Linked DNA regions of Homo sapiens: region 1 is linked to region 2. The links are chromatin loops, found by intact Hi-C in ENCODE. Cell type or tissue: chondrocyte. All regions are shown on one strand. Each heading gives the region's core, and the rest is flanking DNA. Links, peaks and the distances in the headings are about the cores only. Region 1 has its middle 28 kb from the start of SLC13A2. Region 2 holds the start of FOXN1 (forkhead box N1).

Region 1 (9,646 bases), core at 489-8,488, 59 kb after region 2:
CTCCCCTTGGCTGCCCAACATCTGCTTTCATATTTAAATTCCCAAAACAATAACAACAAACTCTTCTAACTCATAATTTATTTATCCTGTGTACAAATGAAAATGAACTTACTCTTCCCCCCATAGGAGGACATTTGAAAGCCCCAAGACTTACTGCATCTAGCTCCAAGACTAGGATCTCTGGGTAATGTCCCATTTTCTTTTAATTCTGTCATAGTCCTGCCTTGGTATTCTGCAAATAGATTGTAAAGTTAACTAACAAAAAATAAATATTTTTATAAAATGGGGAAAATTCATAAAAAATGTCAACACAGCAAATAAGAAAATATGGGTGCATACTATAGTCCTCATTTATGCAACTGATCGCTAGGCCAGAGTTGATCTTTGTAATTTCCTCCTTCCACTACTCATTCCATGCTCTCTTAGCTCACAACCAGCAGCTCAGCCCAGCAACTCAGCCCAGCAGCTCTTCATCTGGTGGTGTGACCCAGACCTTTATTTCTAAAGAATCTGGGCCCTTGGTGCCCTTATGAGGTTGCTTTCTATTAACTTTTAACCCCTAAATATGATATTAGGAGCCATCTGCAAGATATTCCCCTAGATTCTAAGTAGCTCTTTTTTTTTGCTCCCATTGTACAGCAGCAACCCTATTTCTTCTATTTCACATTTTTGAAAATCAGGATCAATAACCAATAATGATCCAATATTTTGATCTCATCTTTTTCCTGATTATTCAATGGTAGAAAAGCCCCAAAAGTCTAGGAGACAGTGTCAACTTCCAGTTCAATGGAACCATTCTTGTGTTCCCTGGTGGAAGCATGGGAACATGCTTGCTTTCTTTTTTTTTCAGTATTCTTTTTCTGACTTCTTAATTTAAGACCTATCTGATTATCAGCCCCTTGCTTTTCTAATATACGCATTTAAAGCTATAAATTTCCTTTAGAGGACCATGTTGGCTTCATCCCACATGAAAAATCTGGTAAAATTTGTCGAGCTTCAATAAATAGACCATGGACCAGAATATGATCTATCTGGGTGGACATTCTAGTTGCATTTGAAAAGAATGTGTATTTTGCAGTTGCTGTAAATAGCATTTTATAAATGTCAATTAGGTCAAGTTTGTTGTTAGAATTGTTCAAATCATCTATGTTTTCTGATTTATTATCTACTTGATCCATCAATTATTGAGAGAGGTGTAAACATCTCCAACTACAGTTGTGAATTTGCTTATTTCTCCCTTTTGCTCTGTCAGTTTTTCTTCATATATATATTTTTTGTTTTTGTCTTTTTTTTTGAAACAGTCTTGGTCTGCTGTGGCGCAATCTCGGCTCACTGCAACCTCCGCTTCCTGAGTTCAAGCGATTCTCCTGTCTTAGCCTCTGGAGTAAGCTGGGACTACAGGCATGCAACACCACGCCTGGCTAATTTTTATATTTTTAATAGAGACGAGGTTTCACCATGTTAGCCAGGCTGGTCTCGAACTCCTGACCTCAAGTGGTCGGCCTGCCTTAGCCTCCCAAAGTGCTGGGATTACAGGTGTGAGCCACTGTGCCTGGCCTTTTCATATATTTTGAATCTTTGTTATAGGTGCAAACATGTTTAACATTGGTATAGCTTTCTGAAGGATTGACTGTTTCGTCATTATGGTCATGTCTCTTTTTATTTCTGGTAACACTCTTGTCTTTTCTTTTTTTAAATAATTGAAATCGGGTGTGGTGGCTCATGCCTGTAATCCCATCACTTTGGGACCAGCTCAGGCTGGTCCAGGAGTTCAAGACCAGCCTGAGCAACATAACAAGACCCTGTCTCAATTATTTTATCTATTTATTTTAAAATATATGTATTGTAGAGATAGGGTCTCACTCTGCTGCCCAGGTTGGTCTTCAAATCCTGACCTCAAGCAATCCTCCTGCCTCAGCCTCCCAAAGTGTTGGGATTACAGGTGTGAACCACTGTGTCTGGCCAATACTCCTTGTCTTGAAGTCTGCCTTATCTGATATTAAAATAGTTACACTAGCTTTCTTATGCTTCCAGTTAGCATGTTATATCCTTTTTCCATCCTTTTACTTTCAACTGATCTGTGTCTTTACATTTAAAGTACATCTCTTGTAGATAACAAATAGTTGGGTCTTTTTTTCCCCCAGTCTGTAAATCTCTTGCCTTTTAATTGAATGGCTTAGTCCATTTATACTTGATGTAATTATTGAAATGGTTGTATTTACGTTTAACATCTTGCTATTTGTTTTTTATTTATCCCGTCTATTTGTACATCAATTCGCCTTTCTTTCCTTCTTTTAGGTTAACTGATTATATTTTTAGAACTCTATTTTATTTATTTCCTCTATTGGCTTTTTAGTTATGCCTCTTTTTATTTTTAGTGGTTGAGCTAGTTATTAAAATATACAGCCTATGTAGAATTACAATAATATAATTCTGTTTACTTCTCTTTCTTCTGTAACACTGTTGTCATATATTTTATTTATACATACATTGTAAACCCCAAAATACAATGTTATTTTTTGTTTAACATTATGCTAGGTGAATGAAGCCAGTCACAAAAGACCACAAGCTGTATGATTCCATTTTTATGAGATGTACAGAATAGGAAAATCTGTAGTGACAGAAAATAGTTCAACGGTTGCCTAGACCTGTGGAGGAGGTGCTGGGGAAAGGGGAGTTGACTACCAACAAGTACAGGTTTTGTTTTTGTTTATTTGTTTTGGTGGGTGTCTTAGTTAGGTCTGGCTGCCGTAACAAAATACCATAGACTGGGTGGCTTAAATAACAGAAACTTTCTTCCCAGTTTTGGCGGCTGAAAGTTCAAGATCAGGGTGCCAGCATGGTCGAGTTCTGGTGAGGGCTCTCTTCCTGGCTTGAAGATGGCCATTTTCTTTCTCTCTTTCTTTCCTTTTTTTTTTTTTTTCCCCCATGACACAGCTCGAGGAGGTCCTGAGAACATGTGCCCCATGGCCACTTTTCACACTGTGTCCTTGCATGGTGGAAAAAGAGCAAGAACAAGCTCTCCTGTGTCTCTTCTTATAAGGCACTAGTCCTATCCTGATGCTTCTACCCTCCTGAGCTCATCTAAACCTAATTACCTGTCAAAGACTCCATCTCCACATATCCTAGTCCGCCCTTATTGCAGACCCCCAGGGCATGATTGAAACCACAGATAGTACCAAACCATATGTATACTACATTTTTCTTGTACCTACGAGAGCATTTAATTTATAAATCAGGCACAGTAAGATATTAACAAAAATAATAATACAATTAAACAATTATAACAATATGCCAGCATCACTACTCTTGCACTTTGTGGACCCATTATTAAGTAAAATAAGGGTTACTTGAATACAAGCACTGTGATTCTACAACAGCCGATCTGATAACCAAGGTGGCTAAGTGACTAATGGGCAGGTAGCATACACAGCATTGATATGCTGGACAAAGGGATGACTCATGTCCCAGGTGGGATGGAGCAGGACGGCGTGAGATTTCATCACGCTACTCAGAATGGCACACAATTCTTCGAGACCAGCTTGGGCAACATGGCATAACCCTGTCTCTACAAATAATACAAAAAATTAGCTGAGCGTGGTGGCATGTGCCTGTAGTCCCAGCTACCTGGGAGGCTGAGGATCATCTGAGCCCAGGAGATTGAGGCTGCGGTGAGCCATGATCATGCCACTCTACTCCAGCCTGGGCGACAGACTGAGATCCTGTTTCAAAACAAAACAAAAACCTTATGAATTGTTTATTATTTATTTTTTATATATTTATTTATTTTTGAGACGGAGTCTTGCTCTGTTGCCCAGGCTGGAGTGCAGTGGCTTGATCTCGGCTCACTGCAAGCTCTGCCTCCCGGGTTCACACCATTCTCCTGCCTCAGCCTCCCGAGTAGCTGGGACTACAGGCGCCTGCCACCACGCCCGGCTAATTTTTTGTATTTTTAGTAGAGACGGGGTTTCATTGTGTTAGCCAGGATGGTCTCGATCTCCTGACCTCGTGATCCGCCCGCCTCGGCCTCCCAAAGTGCTGGGATTACAGGCGTGAGCCACCGCGCCCGGCCCATGAATTGTTTATGTCTGGAATTCTCCATGTAATATTTTCAGCCATGGTTAACTACGGGTAACTAAAATTGAAGAAAGTAAAACTACTTTCTGTGCCATTATACTGTAAGAGGAAACTGCTGTACAATGATACTGAGGGTTAGGGCTTCAACATACAAATTCCGGGGGGGGAACACAATTTAGTTCATAGCAGCGGGTGATGAAAATGTTCTAAAATTGACTGTGATGATGGTTGCACAACTCTGTGAAAATATTAAAAACCATTTAATTGTACATTTAAATAGGGAAACTGTAGGGTGTGTGAATTATAGCTCAACAAAGCTGTTAATTTTTTAAAAAATAGTTATACTTTATAAAAATTGTGAAAAGAGACCAGTGCTCCAGAGGCCATCACCATGCAGAGCCGGGGCAGAAGCCACGGTTGAGAGGTGGGAGGAGGAGGGGAAGGAGATAGGAATAGATTCCCACAGGGCGGTTATCCTGTGTATAAGAGTGTGAGGGCTGGGAGAGATGGCTCAAGCCTGTAATCCCAGCACTTTGGGAGGCCGAGGTGGGAGGATCCCTTGAGCTCAGGAGTTTGAGGCTGTAGTGAACTATGACTATGCCGCTGCACTCCAGCCTGGGCAACAGAGGGAGATCTTGTCAAAAAAAAAAAAAAAAAAAAAAAAAAGCATGTGTGTCCCACAGCACCTTCAATGGCATTTACTAGATTGTCAGTATTTAAACAGACCCTAACATGCATGAGTACAAGCTAATGGTCCTTGGTTCAGGAGGTGTTAGGAAGTCTACTCTGACAATTTAGTTTATTCAGGGAATTTTTGTTGAAAAATATGATCCAATGATAGAAGATTCCTGCCAAAAGCAAATTGAAGAAGATTGCCAATAGCGCATGCTCAAAATCTTGGATATAGCAGGGACAGAGCAACTTACAGCAATGAGGGATTTGTGTATGAAGAATAGCCAAGGGTTTGCACTAGTATATTCTCTTTTTTTTTTTTTTTTTTTTTTTATAAAGACAGGTCTCACTTTGTTGCCCAGGCTGGAGCGCAGTGGTGCGATCACAGCTCATTGTAGTATCCACCTCCCTAGCTCACAGGATCCTCCCGCCTCAGCCTCTCAAATAGCTGGGACTACAGATGTGCACAACCATGCCCGGCTAGTTCTTTATTTTTTGTAGAGACGGAGTCTCACTATATTGCCTAGGCTGGTCTCACACTCTTGGGTTCAAGTGATCCTTCCGCCTTGGCCTCCAAAAGCGTTAGGATTACAGGTGTGAGCCACCATGCCTGGCCTGCACTAGTATATTCTTTTTTTTTTTTTTTTTTTTTTTTTTGAGACGGAGTCTCACTCTGTCACCCAGGCTGGAGTGCAGTGGCGCAATCTGGGCTCACTGCAAGCTCCGCCTCCTGGGTTCACGCCATTCTCATGCCTCAGCCTCCCAAGTAGCTGCGACTACAGGCGCCTGCCACCACGCCCAGCTAATATTTTGTATTTTTAGTAGAGACGGGGTTTCACTGTGTTAGCCAGGATGGTCGCGATCTCCTCACCTCGTGAACTGCCTGCCTCAGCGTCCCAAAGTGCTGGGAATATAGGCGTGAGCCACCGCGCCTGGCCACACTAGTGTATTCTATAACAGCTCAGTCCATGTTTAATGACTTACAGGACCTGAAGGAACAGATTTTATAGGTTAAGGACACAGAAGATGTTTCAATGATTTTGTTGGGAATAAATGTGACCTGGAGATGAGTGAGTAGTTGGCAAAGAACAGGCAGACAGTGGTATAACTGTGCCTTTTAGAACCTTTTGCAAGGTCAAAGTTAAACTTCTTTTTTTTTTTTTTAATACAGAGTCTCAGTCTGTCGCCCAGGCTGGAGTGCAGTGGCACCATCTCAGCTCAGTGCAACCTCTGCCTCCCAGGCTCAAGTGATGTTCAAGCAATTCTCTCTCATGCCTCAGCCTCTCGAGTAGCTGGGATTACAGGCACCCGCCACCATGCCCGGCTGATTTTTGTATTTTTAGTAAAGACAGGGTTTCACCATGTTGACCAGGCTGGCCTGGAACTCCTGGCCTCAAGTGACCTACCCGCCTCAGCCACGCAAAGTGCTGGGATTACAGGCGTGAGCTACCACGCCCGGCTCAAAGTTAAACTTTAATGAGCTATTTTGTGACCTGGTCACAGATAAATAGAAAAACACCAGTGGAAAAGAAGAAACTTAAAAAGAAATCATGTTTGCTGCTCCAGGTCCATAGTCAGCAGCAGCTCTGAGCCAGATTACAGGAATGAACTGTTGCCTACTTGGAAAGTGCCAGCATTCTAGACTTCAAAAAATCAATCTGAGGAACTTCTCCTGTTTTACATATTATGTGAAGAATTTAGATCTTATATTGGTTTGCACTAGTTCCATGAAGAAAAAAATGTTCTGTGTGTATTTCTTGGAAAATAAGACAATATTTTTCCTTTGCGGTAGCAGTTATAACACATGTGAAAATAAATATACTTTAATGTGAGTATACTAAAGAGCATGGATGCATTTCAAATGGTAGATATTTCTACTATGATTAAAGTGTTTCATATTGACCTTTTTTAAAATCATGATTCCTTCCTGTCAAGCACTAAAAAGTTGTACCATTATGTTTTATATCTGTTATGATATAAATGATGAAATTTCCCCTCAAACTCATCGCAGTGATAACTTTTTTGAGTCATTGACTTCACTTTATATTTTAAATATTATGAAATATCATCTGTCATTATATTCAAATTAAAATTGTTTTCATATAAGGCTTTGGAAAAATGGTCTTTTATAGGAAGAAAACTGGGATAATTGATTTCTATGGCTTTCAAAGCTAAAACATAATATATTAAACAAACTCTAGTATTGCTTCTTGTGTTTTACTTTCAGATTAAATTACTGCTTTTATGGATAACTGAATTTTAATATATTAAAAAGAGATTAAGAAAAGAAAAAATAATTTCTGTATTTACCTACAAATTTGCCATTTCCAATGTCTTTCATTTATTTCTGTAGATCTGTATAATGTAGTATAATTTATCTTCAGTGTGAATAATTTTCTTTACCACTTCTTGAGGTGCAGTCTCCAAGTGACAAATTATCTCAGCTTTTGTTTAACTGAAAATGTCACTATTTCACCTTCATTGTTAAAGGATAATTTTGTTGGATATATAATTTTGGGTTGACGGTTTTTTCCCCGCTTTCAGCACTTTAAAAATGTAGCTCCAAGCTGGGCGTGGTGGAGCGTGCTTGTAGTCCCAGCTACTTAGGAGGCTGAGGCAGTAGGATCCCTTGAGCCCAGGAGTTCAAGGATATAGTACATTATGATTGTGTCTGTGAATAGCCACTGTACTCCAGCCTGGGTAACATAGTGAGAACCTTTCTCTTGAAAAAAATAAAAATTAGTTCCATTGTTTGCTGGCCTTCGTTACTACTTATGAGATGTCAAGCATCTTTTATATCATTTTCCCCTAGTATATAAAGTGTCTCTTGGCTGGGCATGGTGGCTCATGCCTATAATTCCAGCACTTTGGGAGGCTGAGACAGGCAGATCACCTGAGGCCAGGAGTTGGAGACCAGCCTGGCCAACATGGAGAAATCCCGTCTCTACTAAAGATACAAAAAATTAGCCGGGTGTGGTGGTGGGCACCTGTAATCCCATCTACTCAGGAGGCTGAGGCGGGAGAATTGCTTGAACTTGTGAGGCAGAGGTTGCAGTGAGCCGAGATTGCGCCATTTCACTCCAGCCTGGGCAGCAAGAGCAAAACTCCATCTCAAAAAAAATAAAAAAATAAAGTGTCTCTCTTTTTTTGCTGCCTTTCCCCACTTTACTTTTCCCAACATCTTAGTATGAAAAATTTCAAATATAAAACAAAGTTGAAATAATGGAACAGTGAACATATGATACATACCCATCTTGATTCTACTTTTTACTATATTTGCTTTAACATGCATCTATTCATCCTTCACTCCATTTTATTCTTTGGATGCAATTCAAAGTTGTACATCCAATGGTGTGCTGATAAACATTTAACAAGTAGATCCCTGAAAAAAAAAGTCTCGTTTTGTAGTATTTGCCAATTACTATTGTGTAAATACTCCCATTATGTCTGATTCCAAGCTATCAATGTGATACCACTGAATACAGAGCTGGGAAGAGATGCTCAATAGCACACCATTATGTAGGCTATTCACATGCAAAAGAATGAAGTTGGACCATTTTACAGCATATACAAAAATTAACTCAAAATGTATCAAAGGCCTAAGTAAGTGTAAGGTCTAAAACAATACAATTCCTAGAAGTAAACATAGAGTAAAAGCTTCATGACATTAGATTTAACAATGATTTCTCGGATATGATACCAAAGGGACAGGCAGCAAAAGAAAAAATAGACAAATCAAACTTAAAGAAAATTAAAATAAGCCAGGCACAGTGGCTCACACCTGTAATCCCAGCACTTTGGGAGGCCGAGGCAGGCAGATCGTGCATCAGCTCAGGATGTCGTGACCAGCTTGGGTAACATGGTGAAACCCTGTCTACAAAAAATACAAAAAAATTAGCTGGGTGTGGTGGCACATGCCTGTAGTCCTAGTTACTCAGGAGGCTGAGGTGGGAGGATCACCAGAGCCTGGGAGGTTGAGGCTGCAGTAAGCTGTGATTGCGCCACCGCACTCCAGCCTGGGCAACAGAGGAGACCCAGTCTCAAAAAATAAATCAATAAATAAAGCAAAATAAAAATAAAAATAAAAGCATTTTGTGCATTAAAGACACTGTCAACGGAGTAAAAGGCAACCCACAGAATGGGAGAAAATGTTTGCAAATCAAATACCTGATAAAAAATTAGTATCTAGGCCAGGTGCGGTGGCTCATGCCTGTAATCCCAGCACTTTGGGAGGCTGAAGGGGGTGGATCACTTGAAGCGAGGAGTTCAAGACCAGCCTGGCCAACATGGTGAAACCCTGTCTCTATCAAAAATATAAAAATTAGCTGGGAGTGGTGGCACGTGCCAGTAATCTCAGCTACTTGGGAGGCTGAGGCAGGATAATCGTTTGAACCTGGGAGACGGAGGTTGGAGTGAGCCGAGATTGCACCACTGCCCTCCAGCCTGGGTGACAGAGTCTTGCTCTGTTTCAAAATACTAATACTAATACTACTACTAATAATAATATCCAGATTATATAGATAACTCCTGAAACACAGCAACAAAAAATCAAACAACCTGATTTAAAAATGGGCAAACGATTTAAGTAGACATTTCTCCAAAGAAGATATACAAGCAGCCAGTAAGTACACGAAAATATGCTCAACGTTACTAGTTATTAGGGAAATGCAAATCAAAACTACGAGATATCACTGTCAAAGAAAAAAATCAGCTTAAAAGTTAGCTTTATTCAGAGTCTTACTGAGGATTGCAACCGTGAGAGTCAAAGAGTTTTTGTTAGACTGCTTCAAAGCAGCGTTTCAGCCCACAGTTTAGGTATCAGGTGGGGAGGCTCTGCCTGTGTTCAGAAGTTACATCAAATGTGCTCAGAAGTTACGTTACAGCAAAATCTCATCAA
Region 2 (9,646 bases), core at 698-8,697:
GCTGGGCGGGATTGAAGGTGGGAATGGAGATAGGTTATGATGGGGAAAGAGACAGAGACGGGTGGAAGGGTCAGGGATGAGGTTGGAGTTGGGCACAGAGAGGGAGGGAGGGGCAGGGGATGGAGATGAATAAGCTGGAAAGACCCAATGTATTCTGGAACCATGTGGTTCGTGCTTCTGGGAGGCCCTCTCCCAGAGGTCATCTTGTCTTTCCCCAGCTCCTGGAGGTCCTCTCATCCTTCCCCAGCTCCTGGGCATGTTGCCAGCCCAACCCCACCCACCCCAGATCAATGGTTGCCTCTCCACTCAGGAAACCACCTCCTGTGGTCACATAGTCCAGTCAAACTCAACCTAAAATGCTGAGAACTTTCTCTGAACTCTGTCAGTCACTCCTGCTGCAGAAGCCAATCCTGGTTTCCTGAACTCCCCTCTGCCAGCCACAGCAGGGATGGCAGGCTGTGATTTGGAAGGACAGAGGGGAGGGCATACCTGCAGGACCTCGGTCCCCTCCATCCTTTTGTTATGGGCAGATGGGGAGGCAGGCAGAAGTGGACCGCAACTTCGTCAGAATGTGGAGTCAGAGAGAATAAGAGGCGCAGCGAGAGTGGGGCCTTTCTGTCCCTGCCAGCGCCCAAGCAACCAGGGCATTTCATTGTGACTTAGAACAGTCTCTGCCTATGTGCCTGGGCCCTGTGCAGGCAATGGGGGTTCTGCTGGTCCATGAAGACCAGGTGTCAACTCAAGCCAGAAAGGGAGAGGTTAGACATCAGGAAGGACTTCCTAGCTAGAGAAGGTGAAGAGTCCAAGGAAAGAGGCGATATGTTGCTTTCTTAGAGGCCAGATGGGACTGTCTGGGGGATGGGGGGAAAGGAAGGCTTTCCCTGAGGCAACGGATGGCACATGACAGAAGGTGCATGTCACCAGTGGGCTTTCCCCCTTGTCTTTAACTTTCCTAAGCCTTCTCGCGATGAAGCCTTCTCACGGTGAAGACGGCTGTTGGTTGGAGGCAATGTGGCGTCAGTGCGTGGATGAGACAAAGCTGGGGAGCAGGGAGGGGTCCTAAGCCCCCTAATTTTTCTCTAGTTTCCCAGGACCCACTGGTCCAGAAGATTCTGGGGCTCCCTGAGCCCCTGGGAAATAAAGTCCTCTGAGAACTCCCTGGCATTCCCGGGAGAACAGGTTTCTGGCTCTGGGAGTGAGTGAGGCGCCGGGCCTGGGGGTGCAGCGTGCCTCGGCAGGCCCTGGAGCCGGGAGCTGAGCTCGCACAGGCAGCGCGGGCGGGGCGGGGCTGGGCGGGGAGCCGGGAGGACATGCGCCTCTCCCTGTGGCTCCTTCGCCTTTGAGGATCCCCAACCTGGGGCAGCCCTCACCCCGTCTGCCCCTCTCCAGGACTCAGCCTGGCTCTGTCCCTGCCTGGCTCACCCTGGACCCCTCACAGAGCCACAAGAGAAAGGGACCAGGATAGGAGGCCCTGCCCCTTCCCCCATCCACTCGGGGTGCCCTTGTACTGCCTGTGTCTTGTGGTCAGGGAATGAGCAAGATGGTAAAAGGTTCTGAGCCAAGCCCGGTGGGGACAGGACTGCAGTGCAACGCCGCCCTCGGATCCGAGGAACTAGTGTTCCTCAGTGCGGGAGGAAGAAGGCTACCGGGCAAGCAGAGCTGGACCCTGCAGCAGTAAAGACTTCAGAGAGGCTCCAGGAAGGACTTCATGATTGTGAGGAAACTGACCAGATTTTCTCCTTCAGGGATTAGGAAAACTAGGAGGGGCAGCCCTGCCCGATGTGGGCAATGACTGGCATAGGGGCAGGGGATGGATAGGATGACTTCCCAAGATGAGCCCCTCCGCCCGGGTCCCTTCCCACTGACCAGTTGTGCATTGCCACAAAGCACATCCAGACATATCCCCCATGCCTGTAGGTGCCGAGAGAAGAGGCAAACACGCCCACTTGCTAGAGTCTACTCTTCATCCAACGGGCTTCTTTGGATATTTAGGGAGGGCCTGGGGGACTCCACGGGGAATGCCAGAACCTTATCTGAGCGGGTAGTGGGTGGGGAGGAGTCGGGGGAGCTGGCAGGGGCTTCCTGCTGCTTCGGCCACTTCCCTAAGGGCCTTCACTTCCCACGCCCCCAACTCTAGGCCCCAAAGGCCTCAGGGCTCCCTGCCTGGCCCAGCTCTGCTCACCAGGACTCTGCCTTAGGGGTCTTGCGGGAGAGAAATGGAGCTGGGGATAGGAGGCGACTCTGCCCTAAGCCCAGCATCAACTCATGGCCACAGCACCTGTTTGCCACCTGTCTGCTTCGCCACAAGGTGCACCATCTCCTTTCTGCAACCCAGGCCTCTGCATGGGCCCAGGCATCTAGACCCCAGCCCAGGCTGCGTGGAGATGTTGAGCAATTCCTTGATCTGCACACACCCTTGGTGCTCCCCAGCTCCCAGAGCTGGGCTCTCCCTTCTTCACCTGGAAAACCACTACATGGAGAACTTGGCCCCCTGCCTTTCAGCTCTAGTTTTCCAGATCTAACACTTTTGAGTCCTCATTTCCTCCCAGCACAGGGTGGGTGAGCGCATCTCCAACACACAGAGACACACACAAAATCCAGCACACACCAGAATGAGACCCACACCACAGCAAGAGGGATTAAAGTTGGACAACCTAGAAAAGGAACTGGAGGGGGAGGTGGGGGAAGGGGTGCCCCTTGGCCTCCAGGCACTCACCCGAATTCTGAGTCTCCCTTGAGCTGCAGTGAGAACCTGGGTGCTCCCCGTCACTCCTGAGCCCCGTTAAAAAGGCGAACGCCCTCCCCGTGCCCCAGCCCGGCCCTGCTGGCCTCCACGGCTGACTTGGGCCGGGGCTCCTCTTACCTGCTCAGTGAAGCAGGTCGGCGTGGGGGCCCGGGTCTGGGGGGCCAGGAGCTCTGTCCGTCTGTCAGTCCGTCAGCTCGGCCGTCCTGTGTCTGTGCTGACATCAGGTGAGGGGAGGCAGCTGCCAGGTGAGCCAATAATTATGATATCAGCTTCCCCTTGCCCGGAGGGGCTGCGCCAAAACGGGGAGAAGAGAAAGGTGACTAAGAAGCTAGTTTGCTCCTTGGCTCTTGTTTGACAGGTACCGGCTCCCGTGCCCGCCCCAGCCGCACCCTGGCCCCCCAACCCCTCCCTCCTCCTGAGCTAGCCCAGGCCCCCTCCCCTGTCCCTGCCAGTGCGCACAGCCTGTGGCTTGTAGAGGAGGGGGTTGTCCCGTGGCCCCCGCCTGCACTCCAGAAGGGAGATGTCGCCCCCCCACCCACAGGTGGGGCACAGGCCTGTTGGAGCATGCACGTGTGTCAGGAGAGCCTGGCCGCCACATGTATGCTCATGGAGCCCACTCATGAGGTTCTGGGGAACAGCGCTGGGTGGCAGCCCAGGGTTCTCTGAGGCACGGCATGGACAGGTTGGGCCCTTCAAGGGCCAAGCATTAGCACAGATTTGCTGGGAACTGTCTGTCCATGGGGCCGGCCATCTGTCTGTCTCTCCACAGCTCCCGCAGCACCTCGAGGGTGTCTCCTTGTGGGTGGGGGCGTGTGCACCCACTGGAGCATGTGCTGGTGACTCCCATCTCCCTCTCCCTCAGGGGCAGATACATGCGAGTCTGTCTGCATCTCTCCCTGGGTCTGTACATCTGTCTCCTGGGTGGGCGTGTGTCTGCATGTCTTCCCCTGTGTCTGTGTCTCTGTGTCCCCGGACCCAGGCCCGTGTGTCGTCCGTGTGTTGACATGCTCATGTCTGTGCACACGTCTCTGCTGTGGGTCAGCAACCTAGTCCTGTGTGAGCATGTGGGTGTCTGTGGGGGTGGAGATGGGGGCTCCCTGGTTCTGTGTCTTCATCCCAGGCTACTCTTCATTATTTGGAGGATAGAAACAGAAACCTGAGTGGCTGTTGCCCTGGTCTCTGGCCCCTTAGAGTTCATGTTGAGGGTGAAGCCCTAGGAATTGGCTTCCCTGGTCCCAGCTGGACTCAGGCCTGGAGCCTGTCCCTGCTCCCTGACAGCTTTCTCTGCTGTTCCCCCAGACCCTGTCCTCACCTCCTTCTCTCTGCTTCCTTTTCATCTTCTTTGCCCTCCATCCCCTTGTCTCCTGTCCCTGGTCATTCTTTCCCTCCTCCATCTCCCTGACCCTTGCACTGGCCTCTAAGCCCACTTGTGTCTCTTCCTGGAGCTAAAGGCTCTAAGGACCTAGTACCAGCACTGCTGCCCAGCAAGTTCTGGGATTTGGCTTCTGGCCTGAGGGTATGGACAAGTCAGCTCTTCCCCAGTGACTATCTCATTCCAAGGAGAGAGGTAATATCAACCCTGGCCGGGGCACAGTGGTGGTCATCTGGCACAAGTGTGGAGCATGCTAAAACATTTAGAGAGTTCTTAGTGGAGGCGGAAAATGTTCTGTACTAAATATCCATTTCAGAAAAGAGGATGCAGGGGCAGACAGCAATGAACCCATTTGTAAGTGATGGTTAGCTGTGTGATCTTCCATACTCCCCACTCTGAGCCTCAGTTTCCTCATTTGTTAACAAGGGAGTAATACTCACCCACAGGGTGGTTGTGAGGATTAAATAAATTTATATGTCTAAAGTTCTCAGCACAACCCCTTGTATATAGTAGATGCTCAGTAAACAAGTGGCTCCTTTCTCTTCACCAAGGCCAGTGGTGCTGGGAAAGAAATGAGGACGTGCTGGCATGCCCACTCCAGTATAAGAATTGTGTTCTGGGGTTAGGAGAGGGGCCCTGACTCAATCCACCTTTCTCTGGGACTCACAGTAGCAGTCAAAGCTCTGCTCCCTTAACCCTAATAGTCTACGGAGTTTCACAGTGAAAGGGCAGCTATCAAGACCTGGGTGTTTGCTAACTGCTTCTATCTGATGTACACAGAGCTAATTGTTATTTCTAGACTCACAGATATTTCTGTATGGATACTCTGGGCACAGAAAACCACAAAAGTTGTAAGTTGAAGGCTGCCATGGTTGTTATCAATGAACATTATTCTGAAAGCCCCAACCAGTACAATAAGAGAAAGAAATAAGGCATTAATATAAGAAGGAAGGATGCAAAACCTTCAAGAATTACAAATGTTGTGCTTATTTAGGAAATCGAAGAGAATCGACTAAAATACTATTACAACAAATGAGAGAATGAAGTAAGATAGCAGAATATATCAATGTATAAAAATCAAAACCATTTCTATACAGCTAAAACAACCAATTAAAATAGGAGATAGCTGGGCACGGTGGTTCACACCTCAGCAATTTGGGAGGCTGAGGCGGGTGGATCTCTTAAGCTCAGGAGTTCAAGACCAACCTGGGCAACATGGCAACACCCTGTCTCTACGAATAATACAGAAATTAACTGGGTGGGGTGGCACGCGCCTGTAGTCCCAGCTACTTGGGAGGCTAAGGTGGGAGGATTGCTTGAGCCAGTGATTCAGAGGTTGCAGTGAGCCGAGAGGTTTCGGTGAGCCACTGCATTCTAGCTTGGGGGACAGAGTGAGACCCTGTCTCAAAAAAAAAAAAAAAAAAAAAAAAGAAAGAAAAAAAAGGAGACAAAAAGATTTAGCTCACAAAAATAACAATACAAAATATCCAGGAATAAACTTAATAAGAAATGCATGAAATCTACATGAAGAAAACAATACATTTTTACTGACAGACATAAAATAAGACCTGAATAAAAAATAAGGGCATATCATGTTACTGAACTGGAAGGCTGAAAAAAAAAAAAAAAAGTAAAAAAGAAAAAAAAGGCTAGGCATGGTAGCTCATGCCTGTAATCCCAGCACTTCGGGAGGTGAGAGGATCGCCTGATCCCAGGAGTTTTGACACCAGCCTGGGCTACAAGGCGAGAGACCCTGTCTCTAAAACAGCAACAACAGGAAGGCTGAATATAATATTGTAAGGATGTCAGTTCTCCTCTAAATAGAAGCTGAATGTAATTCAAATCAAAAGTCTAAAGGATTTTTTGCCCCCTAAACTTGACGAGTTGATTCTATAGTTTGGGGGAAGGGTAAATACATGAGAATAGCTTGGAGCTTTTTGAGAAAGAAGACTAACAGAGGTAACTTTCCCTGCCAGTTTTCAAAATGTTCAATAAGGCTTCCATAATTAAAGCTGCAACTTTGATACAGAAATAAATAAATTAATGGAAGATAATAGAGTCCAGAATAAACTTGGATATTTGTGAGAAATGGGAATATGATAACAAGGTATTTTAAAATAGATATATAATAGTAGGGTATTTTACTTTATTTTTCTGAGACAGGGTCTCGCTCTGTTGCCCAGGCTGGAGTGCAGTGGCAAGATCATAGCTCACTGCAGCCTCCACCTCCTGGACTCAAGTGATCCTCTCACTTCAGCCTCCCCAGTAGCTGGGACTACAGTTATACCATGCTCAGTTAGTTAAAAAAGAATTTTTTTTTGTAGAGATGGGGTGTTGCTCTGTTGCCCAGGCTGGTCTCAAACTCCCAAAGCACTGGTATTATAAGCTTGAGCCACGACATCTGGACTGTAAAGTATTTTAAAGTAGCAAGTAAAAAATTTAATAAATGGAGTTGGGGCAATGAACTTTCCATTGGAAAGAAATAAAGTTAAATCCTACTTCACACTGTACATTAAAAAATCTAGATGGATTAACAATCTAATGTAAAAATGAAAATCATACAAACAAATAGAAAAAATATAGGAAATATTTTTATGATTATGGAGTGGAGAAAGGCATTTTTAAACATGACATCAAATGCAGAAGCCATAAAGGAATACATTGACAGATTTGACTAAATAAAAACTGTAAATTTCTTTAGAGCAAAATGTAACATGAACAAAGTTAAAAGACATAACATAGCCTGGAAGAAAGTGTTGAAACATATGTAACAGATAGAGAGTTAATAGCCACAATATATAAGGAGCTCCTCTAAATAAATAAAAAGATGATTTCACAGAAAAATGGGCAAAGGACACAAGCAATTCACAGGTAAAATACAAACGGCCAAGACACAAGTGAAACGATTTTCAACTTCATTAAAAATCAAGAAAATGCAAATTAATTCAGGGGCCAAGGGTCTCAGGGAGGCCCTGATGGGATGCCCAGGAGAGACTGTAGTTATCACCTCCCACAGTGAGACTGCTTCTGGCGGGTGAGATGAACTTCTTTCTCTTCCAAATCAGGATCCACCTCTGCCCCAGGAATGGGTGTAGGCTCTGGCTCTGGCTCCCTCTTTCCTTTGGGAAGCATGACTTCCTCATTGCATGCAGTCTGGGAGTTGAAACAGGAACCTTGGGATTGCCACAGTCCTTGGACTGAAAGGGGATTTGTGAGGTGTTTCTCCTCTGTCTCTAGATAGGACCATCCCCTCCTTCTCTCATCACACCAGCCCTCCAGAATTCTCTCTTAGGCCCAGAAAGTCTGTCCTGGTGTCTAGCCTCAACTCCAGCTGCTGCAGTATTGGGAAAGGACTTTTGTCTGGAGTTTTGGTCCCACACACTCCAGCACCCTCATTTCAGGTCCTCAGATGGAGCTGAGCTGGGCTCTGGCCTGGAGGAGCTGCAGCTAGATGCTTAGACAGGCTGGGGCCAGAGAAAGCTCTGTCCCTCTGAATACTGGAGGTCAGAAGCAGTTCACTGTATGCTGCTGAGCTGTGCCCAGGGCTGGGCTGCTTTGGGCCAGAAAACAGCCCTGGCTGGGGATGGAAATCCCTGGGGCCCATGTCTGCTATGCTTCAGTCTGGGGAAAGACCCTAGGGACGCTAGGAAGAAGGAAGAGCATGTGCCCACCCTTGGGAGCCCCAATGTGATGGAGGAGGGGGACCCCTTCCTGAACCCTGCATCTGGATTGGCCATCTTCTGTCTGCTTCCGCTCATGCAGGCTGGACTTGCTTTTCCAAAGTGAGTTCCCAAGATTTGAGCCTGCTGCTTTCCAAGTCTCACTCCACTGGTGTGCAAGACACTGAAGAACATCCACAGAGGAACAGGGCCCAAGCAAAGCTGCCATGAGGCCCTGAGGCCCAGGGACCACATGTCAAAGAAGGGGTGGGGAGATCTGGGGTTAATTAGGGTGAGCTTCCTGGGGAAGAGCAGACAGCTCATTGGCTGTGGCTGATGGAGAAGCACCCAGAGCTGTGGAGGGCGTGTGGCGGGGCAGCTGGGCCGAGGTCTGAGCCTGTTCTGGTTGGCTGACCCCCTGGGAAATCCAGGGAGTTTCCAATCTGAGAGCTTGGTGGGGGGGTCGGTGGGGGAGGAACACAGAGTCCTGCTGGGTGGGGAGGGCTTCTCACCTCTTGTCTTAATCCCTCCTGCTGTGGAGGTGGGAGAAGCAATGCTGGGGTGTGTGTGTTTTCACTGGTGTCAGTGTCTGTGTAAGTACATGTGTACCTCTGCATGAGTGTGTACGTATTTACATTTGTGTTCTCACTTTCACGTGTCACCATGGGTGCGCCTGAAGTCTGTGGAGCTGTAATGTGCTACTGGGTATGTCCGTGCCAGAATCTGTGTCTAAATGTGGGTAGCCACATGCAGCGAGAACACTCAGGTCTGACACGGGGTGCGGAGGCGTCTGAGCGACTGTGTGTGTACAGGTGGCTGTGGCTGTGTATGTCTGTGTGTGTTTCTGGGGGTGGTCCTGTGTGTCTTTCAGGCTGTGAGAGCCTGTAATGTTGTATGCATGAGTGTTTGTGTGTGAATGTGTGTAACTGTGTGTTCCCGGGTATCCATGTCTGTGCATGTGTCTATGGGTTCTGTGGGTACCCAAGGATCTGTGACTCCACGTACACACATTTGTGGGTCTTTCCACCCTTCAGAGCACTCTTCTGAGTCCCCGTCACATTCTTTCCAACTAGGCTGCTCTGTTCCCTTCCTTGCCTTCTCCTCTGCACACCCCCTTCCCCTTCCCTTGCCAAACTGGGGTGGAGGCTGCAGGGTTGGAGACTGGTACTCCACCAGAACTTCACCCACCCAGTTCTACTCGACCCCTGACCCAACACTCCCTAGCTTCCTCCACCCTTCCCTCCCTCCTTCAGAAAGCAGCCTCCCCTCCAAGACTGTGAGGAGATAGGAAGTCATGGCCTGCGCCCCCAAGGAGCCTACTCTGGGGCCAATGACCTTAACCTCTAGAGCGCACTTTGGCCGGGGCCCAGGTCCAGGTGAACTCAGAGAGTGGTGTGGACAGCCCTGCTCCTGCCTCCACAAGCTCCCTAACAAGCTCCACCTATCCCTGGGCCCTGTGGTTGCCATAGAGGGCTGGTGCTGGCTGGCAGGAGGAGGGAGTAGGGAAACAGGGACACTCCCAGGACCTCAGGGGACAGGGTCAGGGGAACACTATGGGTCGGCTCAGAAATCTGGGCCTATCTGCTGAGCTTAAGGTGACATTGGCCCAGAGAGGTCAAGATATTTCTCAAAGTCACACAGCACTCCACACACGGCAGTCTGGAAAGAGGCTTGGAGGGGAGCGTGTCCAGCTTCCCTCTGGGAGCAAGAAGCTCCCGTATAGTTCCCACACATTCCTCCTTCATGCACTATTTGCTGTGCCAGGCCCTGTGGAGGAACTGGGGACACAGCTCGAATCAGGCAGACTGTCCTCAAGTCACTTCCAGACTTGTTGATCTTAGCAATGGGATGCTCACTACCGCAGAAGTT

Evidence for each region. Hi-C counts contacts between places; a loop is a spot of excess contacts. Peaks named below come from ENCODE experiments on the same cell type or tissue, not always from the same donor. Only the 100,000 strongest peaks of a DNase experiment are listed, where the experiment ranks them.
Region 1: a loop joins it to region 2, with 2.5 times the contacts of the local background. A loop is called at or near these places in 2 of 110 quality-filtered maps.

Annotation. Positions count from the first base shown.
Region 1 is chr17:28,440,729-28,450,374 of GRCh38, reverse strand. It overlaps the pseudogene LOC101060112. Among named protein-coding and RNA genes, the nearest start is that of SLC13A2, 28 kb to the left of the region's middle. In chondrocyte, for the core only: no CTCF peak of the experiment used is centred there; no DNase peak of the experiment used is centred there.
Region 2 is chr17:28,499,661-28,509,306 of GRCh38, reverse strand. It overlaps FOXN1 (forkhead box N1), which reads right to left and starts at 2,959. Exons shown (of 9, transcript NM_001369369.1): 1 at 2,864-2,959. RefSeq lists an enhancer at 756-1,708 and a silencer at 7,963-8,159. In chondrocyte, for the core only: no CTCF peak of the experiment used is centred there; no DNase peak of the experiment used is centred there.